Linked DNA regions of Homo sapiens: region 2 is linked to region 1. A link is an interaction called in ENCODE POLR2A ChIA-PET data of the cell type or tissue named here. Cell type or tissue: MCF 10A. All regions are shown on one strand. Links, peaks and the distances in the headings refer to the core of each region. The heading gives the core; the rest is flanking DNA.

What was found. ChIA-PET counts read pairs that join two places held together with the same protein. Peaks named below come from ENCODE experiments on the same cell type or tissue, not always from the same donor. Only the 100,000 strongest peaks of a DNase experiment are listed, where the experiment ranks them.
Region 2: POLR2A ChIA-PET joins it to region 1 with 24 read pairs; 4 of 35 experiments call an interaction of 5 or more read pairs at or near these places.

What each region holds. Positions count from the first base shown.
Region 1 is chr4:139,944,738-139,950,123 of GRCh38, reverse strand. The region is part of intron 1 of MAML3 (mastermind like transcriptional coactivator 3); the gene reads left to right. Among named protein-coding and RNA genes, the nearest start is that of MAML3-AS1, 180 kb to the left of the region's middle. In MCF 10A, for the core only: no CTCF peak of the experiment used is centred there; a DNase peak (open chromatin) is centred at 3,083.
Region 2 is chr4:139,884,836-139,890,221 of GRCh38, reverse strand. MAML3 (mastermind like transcriptional coactivator 3) reads left to right here. Exons shown (of 5, transcript NM_018717.5): 2 at 1-865. Among named protein-coding and RNA genes, the nearest start is that of MGST2, 220 kb to the right of the region's middle. RefSeq lists an enhancer at 2,036-2,175. In MCF 10A, for the core only: no CTCF peak of the experiment used is centred there; DNase peaks (open chromatin) are centred at 811, 1,691 and 1,971.

The DNA.
Region 1 (5,386 bases), core at 53-5,052:
GGTTGCAGTGAGCTGAGATCACACCACTGCACTCCAGCCTGGGCAACAGATCAAGACTGTCTCCAAAAAAAAATCGTTAATATTGCAGTCTTGAGTCCAAAATCTGCAGGCTGGAAGCATAGGCAGGTTTTCTGTGTTGCAGTCCGAAGGCAGAATGCTGCTTCTTTGGGAAACCTGTCTTTGCTCTTCAGGTGTTCAACTCACTGGATGAGGCCCACCTACATTATAGAGAGTAATCTGCTTTACCCAGAGTCTACTAATTTCAACGTTAATCACATCTAAAACTAGCCTTCCTAGCAACATCTATATTGGTATTTGACCAAACAACTGGACATCATAGCCCAGTCAAGTTAACAACTAAAATGAACCATCACATGAGGAATTCAAGGAAAGTAAAGGCATGAAAATGTCAAGCAGTTAACAATCTTGTCAAAAGGAATTTAAGACAACATTGATATTTTTAGGTTTCATATCTTGATAAATTTCATGTCAATTAAATTTGTGTTTGTAAATTAAAAGTACAACATAATATTCAGATTTCCATAGTATCAAATGATGGGTATTTCTTTAGAATAAAAGTTATGTTACAAGCCAGACTGTTTCAGTGACATGCTTCCTGGTTTTTTGTGACAGATTGTACGTGGCATAATCTCTGATCTAATGGGCATTCATTGGAAATAGTCTTTTTTATCTTGGTGTCAGAAGAATAGTACATGGGCTATCACAGAGCACTGAAAGAGTGGGAGTTCAATTCCTGATACCGCTTCTATCTTATGATAAGAGTCTGAGACTAATTAATTTCTACTACTGGCCGGGTGTGGTGGCTCACGCCTGTAATCCCAGCACTTTGGGAGGCCAAGGCAGGCGGATCACGAGGTCAAGATACCAAGACCATCCTGGACAACATGGTGAAACCCCATCTCTAGGAAAATACAAAAAAATTAGCTGGGTGTCGTGCCGCGTGCCTGTAGTCCCAGCTACTAGGGAGGCTGAGGCAGGGGAATTTCTTGAACCCAGGAGGCGGAGGTTGCAGTGAGCCGAGATCGCGCCACTGCACTCCAGCCTGGCAACAGAGCAAGACTCTGTCTCAAAAAACAAAAAAAGAAAAAAAAAATTTCTACTACCACTTTTGTATTTTAGAAGCATGTCAATAAGGCGTAGAGGCTGCATGGCCATAGGGAAGAGCTTACCCCTGGAGTGAGACTGCCTGTGTTCACATCCCAACTCTGGCACTACTAGTGTATTACCTCTCTTACCTGTGCCTCGGTTTTCTCACACGTACAATGGGGATGATAGTTTCTACCTTACAGGGATCTTGTGAGGTTTAATTGTATTAATATACGTGTCCATACATAGTGTCATGTAAGTGTTTGCTATTTTAACAATTACTGATGGATAATATGAAGAGATAGAGATAAAGTATGAGAAAAGGGTTGAGATGATTGAAGACAAGTTTTTAGAAATAGATTACACTTTGGAGCTTTGCTATAATTCAGTCCATGTTTGAGACCATTTCTAGTGTCATCCTTTAGGGAATTCGGTTCATAATCCTCTTACATGAATTGAAACCAAGATGGAGCCTCCTTACATCAAATTCTGCACTGTAGTTAATAGTGTCATGGAGAATTTCCAGAGTATTAATAATGAGCTAATACACCTATGAATGTTAAATGTCTTGGAAGCAGTTTCCTGATGAGAAAATAGCAGATGTGGCAATGGCCATGGTCTAATTGCCCAAGAGGCAGTTAAATATAGTTTTTAGTCCTTTTCAAAGCAGTTATTTGAAAGCTGAAATATTTTCCCTAAAGGCCCATCAACTGTTCTTAACAGTGAAATGAAGTATTTGGATAAAGCAAAAGTGCTCAGGAGTGTGTTTGCTTCCTGTAAATCTAATTTACCTTTGTAAATTGTTGGGTTTTTCCACATAGACTTTTGTTTTGTATATTTCCACGTTTGACTTTTTAGTGTAGAGTGGTAGTTTTTATTATTTATTTATTTATTTATTTATTTATTTATTTATTTTGAGATGGAGTCTCGCTCTTGTTGCCCAGACTGGCGTGCAATGGCGTGATCTTGGCCCACTGCAACCTACCCTCCCAGGTTCAAGCGATTCTCCTGCCTCAGCCTCCCGAGTAGCTGAGATTACAGGCATGCGCCCCCACACCTGGCTAATTTTGTATTTTTAGTAGAGACGGGGTTTCTCCATGTTGGTCAGGCTGGTCTCAAACTCCCAACCTCAGGTGATCCGCCCACCCCAGCATCCCAAAGTGCTGGGATTACAGGAGTGAGTCACCATGCCCAGCAAGTGGTAGCTTTTAGTGTTCTAGAAATCCTAATTGAGAATAATACTAGTTATTGTTTTGTTTTGTTTTGATTTTTGAGACGGAATCCTGCTGTCGAAACTGAGGCATAGAGAGATTAACTTGCTCCAGGATCACAGCAGGTAGCTAGATTCTAGATACACTTTACCACTAACCCCTAAATTAAAAGGTTAATTAAGCCCCATAAATTAAAATCAGCCCTCCTTTCTGCTAGGGACATGTGGGTGCTTTGCAAGGTGTGGATTGAGCTGCCCTCAGGTCTACAGTTCTTTTAATAAATAGGACAGAGTCCAATCCACCATGCTAGAAAATTGTAATTTTTGTAGCAGCATTGTTAGTGTTACATGAAACCAGACTTTCCCAGGTTCCTGGTGGCAGAGATGTGTGTATAGCTTCTCTTCCATGGACAAGTTTCATCTCTGGAGGCGATCAGGGCAGCCTGTGTAGAAGACTAAGACTTAGGAATTGGGCTGTGAATAGCTATCCATGTCCATTTAGCAAATACCACTTCGCTATTTTAAGAGCAAGAAGGAAAATGCCATTTAAATAGTGATTTAGACTTACAGGAAGGACAAGGCAAGGATAAAATCTACCGAAGATTTTAAGAAAATCTCCACCCTAAATAAAAATTGAAAGCAGTACAATTTTCATGTCTACTGTATGTGTATTTTCAGAAAGGGACTTTTTTATGCAAAGGACACACTGACATCAATGACTAATGTTAAAAAACAACAATTGGAAAGGTTGTGCAATGTGGAGATTCTTCCTCTATATTTAGAATAAAACTTTGTGTTTTTACTGTCAGGATGTGAGCTTAATTATAGCATGTTGCAAACTTTGCTTTTCTAAAGAGAGAGAGAGAGAGAGAGAGAGAGAGTGTGTGTGTGTGTGTGTGTGTGTGTGTGTGTGTGTGGCTTACTCTGCCTGGAGAAATTTGGGTGCTATTTTTGTTTTCCTTTTGAAACATCAAGGGTTGATATAAGGTAGTTTTAGAAGTGTAGTATTTCTTGACCCTCAATGAACTGATGACCTCCCTGAGGCCAGGAAGGATGTTTTATTCAGCTGTTTTAGCTTTTATATTTTATAATCATTATTTACATGAATAAAACCAAGGATGTCACCTGGGCTGTTTGGAAGGATTTCACTTTGATTTTTGTTTAAGCAATGCACAAATTATTCTTCTGGAGATAAAATTTTTTTCTGGCATGAAAACTTGCATTTAGAAAAAAATCTGTAATTATTCATTATATTATTCCCATAATTAGCAGTTATACGTTTGGTATAGTTATTTATTGACTATTCAGGAGTTACCTTTGTGCGTTTGTACATACCTGTGTGCTTAACAAAAAAAAAATTATTGCACTGAGATTATTCACATTGTCAGGCTCGTTATACAGACTGAACAGTATTTGGTTCTAGCTGTAAGTCCTTCATATCAACCATGAAAATTTGCTCAAGCCCACATTCCCTGAATCTGAGAGAATCACCCTAGATGGTTTGTGGAAATAATTAATAAACTTCATCTCACCTTCAAAAACGGCTATTATGAAACTGATGCATATATTATCTTTATCTTTAGCTTCTGAATATAAGATTTCATCACACCTTGCACACAGTAAGTTTTCCAATGTTACATATCTTGAATGATTAATGCAAAAGAAATCAAGGTGGAACTAAGATGAATTCTTTTACAAGCTCACATTTTGGGGCGATAGCGTTCACAAGGTTTGTTGGTATTTTCCATTCTGATTCTACCATCATACCATTTGGGGAAACTTAACATTTTCTCATTAGATGTCTGGTGCTAAAATAGAATGTAGTTAATCAGGACTGAGAAGGTGTGCAGTGCATACACTTATTAAGGAGCAATCCACTGGCTCCTTATTACAGCTATTAGTTCCCAGGCAACACCTTCCACCTTTTTTTGTTTGTTTCCTACAATGGCTTATTAAAAACCACTGCCTGAATAAATGCCTTCGTATGATGTACAAGGAAAGGTAGATGAAACTGCATTGGCAAAATCATGATCTGGAGGAATTAAGCATTTCAACAATTTAAATAAAATTTTAATTTGGTTTTATTATTCATGGGAAAAATACACATTGGACAAATTTATTAAATATCTATCCTATATCAGGCTGCTTAAAATCAGTGAAACAAAGTTTGTGAACCTAGTTTAAAGTTAACATGATTTATTAATATTTGAATATTTTCATGCAATTAAACCTTTGACTTTATAGCTGAAAGAATACAGTGTTGTGGAATATGCTGGCAGCTTGTCTGTGGTTTGGTTTTCATATTAAGTATAAATGTTTGGCTATTTGAAAAGAGGTATTGGCATCCAGCAGTAATCATTCCCTAATACCAAATATGAAACTTCCAGGTATAAGGATAAATCTTTTTTAAAAAAATAAAAATAAAAAATGTTTCTTAAAGTTTTAGACAGTCATATCAGTGTGTTGCTGGAAGTCATTTAAACATCTGAATTCATCAGAAGCACATAAAATGATAATTCAAAGAATCTGCAGAAATAGGAAGAGTTGTTTGCTTTGGAATAATTCAGTCTTAATTGAGAACCTATTATTTAAAAAAGAAGAGAAGCTCATTTTTACTTAATAGCCCAAGTAAATAAGGAGAAAAGGAAGGCTGGGAGAGTCAACAGACCTTATATCAGAACTTCCTGGAAACTGCCTTGGAGGGTTAGGGGGTGGAATTTTCCTTTTTAAAATGTTGTCTTTCATTGTTGGACATTTGGGTTGGTTCCAACTCTTTGCTATTGTGAATAATGCCGCAATAAACATACGTGTGCATGTGTCTTTATAGCAGCATGATTTATAGTCATTTGGGTATATACCCAGTAATGGGATGGCTGGGTCAAATGGTATTTCCAGTTCTAGATCCCTGAGGAATCGCCACACTGACTTCCACAATGGTTGAACTAGTTTACAGTCCCACCAACAGTGTAAAAGTGTTCCTATTTCTCCACATCCTCTCCAGCACCTGTTGTTTCCTGACTTTTTAATGATTGCCATTCTAACTGGTGTGAGATGGTATCTCATTGTGGT
Region 2 (5,386 bases), core at 66-5,065, 60 kb after region 1:
CCCTGCAAGCTCACCAGCAAACTGTGCTGTCCAGTCCCCTCAAACTCCAAACCAAGCCCACACTCCAGGCCAAGCTCCACCTCGGCCTGGAAATGGTTATCTCCTGAATCCGGCAGCAGTGACAGTGGCCGGTTCAGCGTCAGGGCCTGTGGCTGTGCCCAGCTCTGACATGTCTCCAGCAGAACAGCTCAAACAGATGGCTGCACAGCAGCAACAAAGGGCCAAACTCATGCAGCAGAAACAGCAACAGCAACAGCAGCAGCAGCAGCAGCAGCAGCAGCAGCAGCAGCAGCAGCAGCAGCAGCAGCAGCAACAGCACTCAAATCAGACTTCAAATTGGTCTCCCTTAGGACCTCCCTCTAGTCCATATGGAGCAGCTTTTACTGCAGAAAAACCAAATAGCCCAATGATGTACCCCCAAGCCTTTAACAACCAAAACCCTATAGTGCCTCCAATGGCAAACAACCTGCAGAAGACAACAATGAATAACTACCTCCCTCAGAATCACATGAATATGATCAATCAGCAGCCAAATAACTTGGGTACAAACTCCTTAAACAAACAGCACAATATTCTGACTTATGGCAACACTAAACCCCTGACCCACTTCAATGCAGACCTGAGTCAGAGGATGACACCACCAGTGGCCAACCCCAACAAAAACCCCTTGATGCCGTATATCCAGCAGCAGCAACAGCAGCAGCAACAGCAACAGCAGCAGCAGCAGCAGCAGCAGCCGCCACCTCCACAGCTCCAGGCCCCCAGGGCACACCTGAGCGAAGACCAGAAACGCCTGCTTCTCATGAAGCAGAAAGGAGTGATGAATCAGCCCATGGCTTACGCTGCACTTCCATCCCACGGTCAGGTAAGTGTGAAAGTGACACACTCTTCGAGCAGTTCTTGTGGTGCATTTCAGACTGTCGATGTGTGATGTTCTACAAGCTTCCACTGTAGTGGGGTCTAATTGCCTGCAGAAAACCTCTTTACACATCCTCAGGTAGTGGCCAGGTTTGGAGTGTTCTTTTTCCATTTCTCCTAAGAAATGGAAAAGGGTGGCATGATAAACTTTCGTGTATTTCAGTGTCTAGGAATCAAACTTCTTTTATTCCCAACTGCAGATAAGAATTACATAAAATTCTCACTCTGAGGGAGGGAGGCTGCAGAGGTCACTCCACCAAACACGGCACTACCTCTGTAGCTTCTCTCCCAGCTTGCATGATCCCAGGCTCTGGGTGGTGGGAAGCAGGGGACATTCAGGGCTGTCTACAACAGTTTTATAAGGCCCTGAGCAGCCTTCAGCTGTCCTACTGAATTATGAATAATGGGAAATTTGGCTTGTTGATATTCAAATATAGGAGAGCTTTCTGGATTTTCAAAGTGAAGTGGAGGGTAGATTTTTGTAGGACCTTATAATGTTTAAACACTTGCTGCTAGACTAGCAACAGTTAGAAGCTGGTTCAGTCTTCTTACTTGGGAGTGCAATGAAACCTCTCTGATACAATCAGCTCTATTTCAGGAAAATGTGATGGTGAATATATCTTAGTGCTGTATTAAAGTCTCTACTTTCCCACTGTCCTCCTTCATGGGAGGTTGGGCTCTTGGTATGCATGGTAAAAAATGAGCAGCAACCAGTCGGGAAGTGAATAGTCATTGACAAGCTTTTCAGTCTCTTCATCCTGACCAGTGGCAAACAGCCAAAGCTCCTTTAATATAACATTTGTTCTACCCTGAAGGAGAGAGTGGGGAAATGCCCATTAAAGCGACTCCCCCTGCCCTACATGGATGAATTCAAGAGAGATCATCTTACTGCCAGTTGCTGTGCTGTGCCTCAATTCTTCCAGGATGCAGACATGGTCATTTTACTTGGAGAATTTGCAGAAAAGTCTTTGCTTTAGAGGCCCTCATGTCTAAACAGGTTCTAACTAGTGCTTGGGTAGGTGTCCACAGTTGAGTACTTTAGAAGCACTGGGAAATAACGCAGGCAGATCTTGCCTCACTTGGTTATTTGCATCTTGTAGCTCCTGGAGTGCCCCACCCCACCCCCGAAACCCCAAGCTTGATGGAGCTGCAGGGCTGGAGGTGGTGCTGGCCTGCAGAGACAGGCCTGAGCTCTGTGGCTTCATTCTTGTCCTCAGCCTTACAACCCCCAAACCTCACAGTGGCTTCTTGTCTGCACATGCCAGCCGGCTCTAAAGATTCCGTCTGGATAAATAAAAGTATAACTTGGTTTACATTGACTGCAATCAGTAGCTACTAGAAAAATATCATTGAAATGTGAACTTCTATATATTATCTTAGTTTCATTAAGAATATATACCATTGGGGAGATAACAGCATTTTATATACTCCAGATTAAGTTCTGAAGCAGGCAGAAATATAGGCAATATACATGAATGTTTGTAGTAGCCCAGGCGTGTCAGAAGGTTTATGAGATCACAAGCTGTCAGAATGGTCTGTTGTTAATACAAATTGTGCTTCTACATTCGCTGTTCTTACACTAGCTACAGTAGAGTATTTCCTTCAAGCCAGACCAAAGATGAATAATTAATTCCAGTTCACAGGCTCTGCAGACATGTGAGTGCAATGATGCACCTATCCTCACCCCCACTAAATGTCTTTCAAAATGTGCCAACTTGGGACAAGTTCCTGTCTTTGCGGGAACATGAGTTTTAAGGGTACTTCTTTGAGGTCCTTATGCCTGCCTAACTATGTGTCACTGAAGCTGGTAGCTGCAGAGGTCATGTTTTGAAAGAGCTCAGTCAGCTGAAGAAGCAAAGTGATGTTTTTCTGGATTAAATCTGTGTGCTCCTCCTCTCTTCTCTCGTCTCACGAAGTATTTTCAGTGTGGACAGAATGTTCTTTTGTGAGTCCTCATTAGAATAATCACTTCTTAACCTCACAAAATCTCATCAGGTAAAAGCGTGCTTTTTAATGAAATATTAACTCACCACTGTTTGAAACGAGCTTCAAAATACATATATAAACATGTGAATGTCTTTCTGCAAACATATCATTTATTTCTTGTTTTTATCTGATTGTGAAGCAGTATTTACATAGTTCTCAGAATAGTTCATTACATTATATGCGGGTACATTCCACAAATACGAGCACGAATTACAGGTACGATATAAAATATAATTATACATAGGTTTAGTTCAGTTTCGTTTTCTGCTATTGCTAGTGAAAACTCACTTTATTCTTTGTTGATCACAATGACCATGATCAACATTTCGTTTTAATGAATGACTTCAGCAGCAAAGCCTTTTAGGCACGTTTATTTCAAGAAAATTGTCTTTTACAGATGTTTACTTATTTGGAACATTTGTATAAAATGCCATCTCAGAAATGAATAGGAATGCGCTTACTTCCTGTATATTTCAAAAAACAGGGAAACAAAAATAGAAACAAAAGATATTTCAAAATTTTGAATGTGTTTTATCTAGTAATTGCATTTCTCAGAATTTACATATTATTCTTTTTGATCAGATGGTTGAACAAAGATTATGCTCATGGTGTTACTTATGATAGTGAAAACTTTGATCCAAAAATAAGTATTTTGGAAAAATAAATACGTACATGACATTCATGATATAAATGAATGACTAATCATATGGAAATGCTCATAATATGAATAAAATAGATCATAAAACAATTATATGTTACAATCCAAATTGTGACTTTTAATATGTGTAGAAAAATACTGAATAACTAAAATGTTATTTTAGGAATTCTAAATACTGAATTCCTAAAATGTTAGGAATGATATTTATTTCTGGCTGGAAAAATTATGAGTGATTATTGTTTTCCTCTTTATATTTAACTGAATTTTCTAAACTTTCTATCATACATGTGTATTAATTCTACCCTCTGGGAAAATACTTTTTTAAGGAAGGGAAACTCCCTACTTAAAAAAGTTTACCCTTCGTTAATTCTTTTTTTAAAAAAATTCTTAGTTGAATTGATTTGCCAGTTGGATTGAGACAATATCATTATTTGCTATTCATTGACATATATTAGTTGTGAATCCCTGCTTTAGTGAGTAGTCCTAAAACCTGCCTCCCACACTCAGTTTCTTTTCCATTCTGTCTCCTAATCCCTTTACCATGTTCTCATTCCTAGAAAATTTTAGCTAAATTAGTGACAGTGAAAGTAGCAATAACATTTTTTACCATTAAAAGTTTTTGAATCTTCTCTGAGATATGTTCTTATATTATTTCTTTGTTCTTATATTATTTCTTTATTCCCTTTACTTTTTTTCTCTTTCTTTTTTTTTTTTTTTTTTTTTTTTTGAGACGGAGTCTTGCCCTGTCGCCCAGGCTGGAGTGCAGTGGCGCGATCTCTGCTCACTGCAAACTCCACCTCCCGGGTTCACGCCATTCTCCTGCCTCAGCCTCCCGAGTAGCTGGGACTACAGGCGCCTGCCGGCACGCCTGGCTAATTTTTTTTTTTTTTTTGTATGTTTAGTAGAGACAGGGTTTCACCGTGTTAGCCAGGATGGTCTCGATCTCCTGACCTCGTGATCCGCCCGCCTCAGCCTCCCAAATTACTGGGATTACAGGTGTGAGCCACGGCGCCCGGCCTACTTTTTTTTTTGTTTTAAAACCTTCTGGAACTTCTATTCATCATGGACTAAACCTCCCAGATTGTCTCTAATTTTCTTCTTACCAGCTTCACTTTTTAAACATTAATACATAATATTTACACATATTTATGGGGTACATGTGATATTTTGTTACAGGCATAGAATATGTAATGATCAAGTCAGGGTATTTAGGGCATCCATCACTGTATTTATTCTTTCTTTCTTTCTTTTTTTGAGAAAGAGTCTCACTTTGTTGCCCAGACTGGAGTGTAGTGGCACTATCATAGCTCACTGCAGCTTTGAATTCCTGGACTCAAGCCATCTTCCCACCTCATACCCCAAGCAGCTGGGACTACAGGCATGTGCCACCATACCTGGCTAATTTTTTTTTTTTAATTTTCAGTAGAGACAAGGTCTCACTATGTTGCCCAGTCTAGTGTCCAACCACTGAACTGAAGCGATCTTCCTGCCTTGGCTTCCCATAGTGCTGGGATTACAGGCGTGAGCCACCGCACCCGGCCTGAGTATTTATTATTTCTATGTGATGGGAACGTTTCAAGTCCTCACTTGTAACTATTTGAAATATACACTACATGTTCTCCAATTTTTAAAATATGTGTTTTTGTTATGAAATAGAACTTACTATGGTCACATCTGGTTTTTTTCCGTCCTAATCCTGTTGTTTCTCAAGGGCAGGATCTCTCTCTCTTCTCTCTTACACACACACTTTAGCTGATTTTTGCATAGTGCCTAGCACTGTGTCTTAAACATAAGGATATTCAATAAATCATTTGATGGTGATCA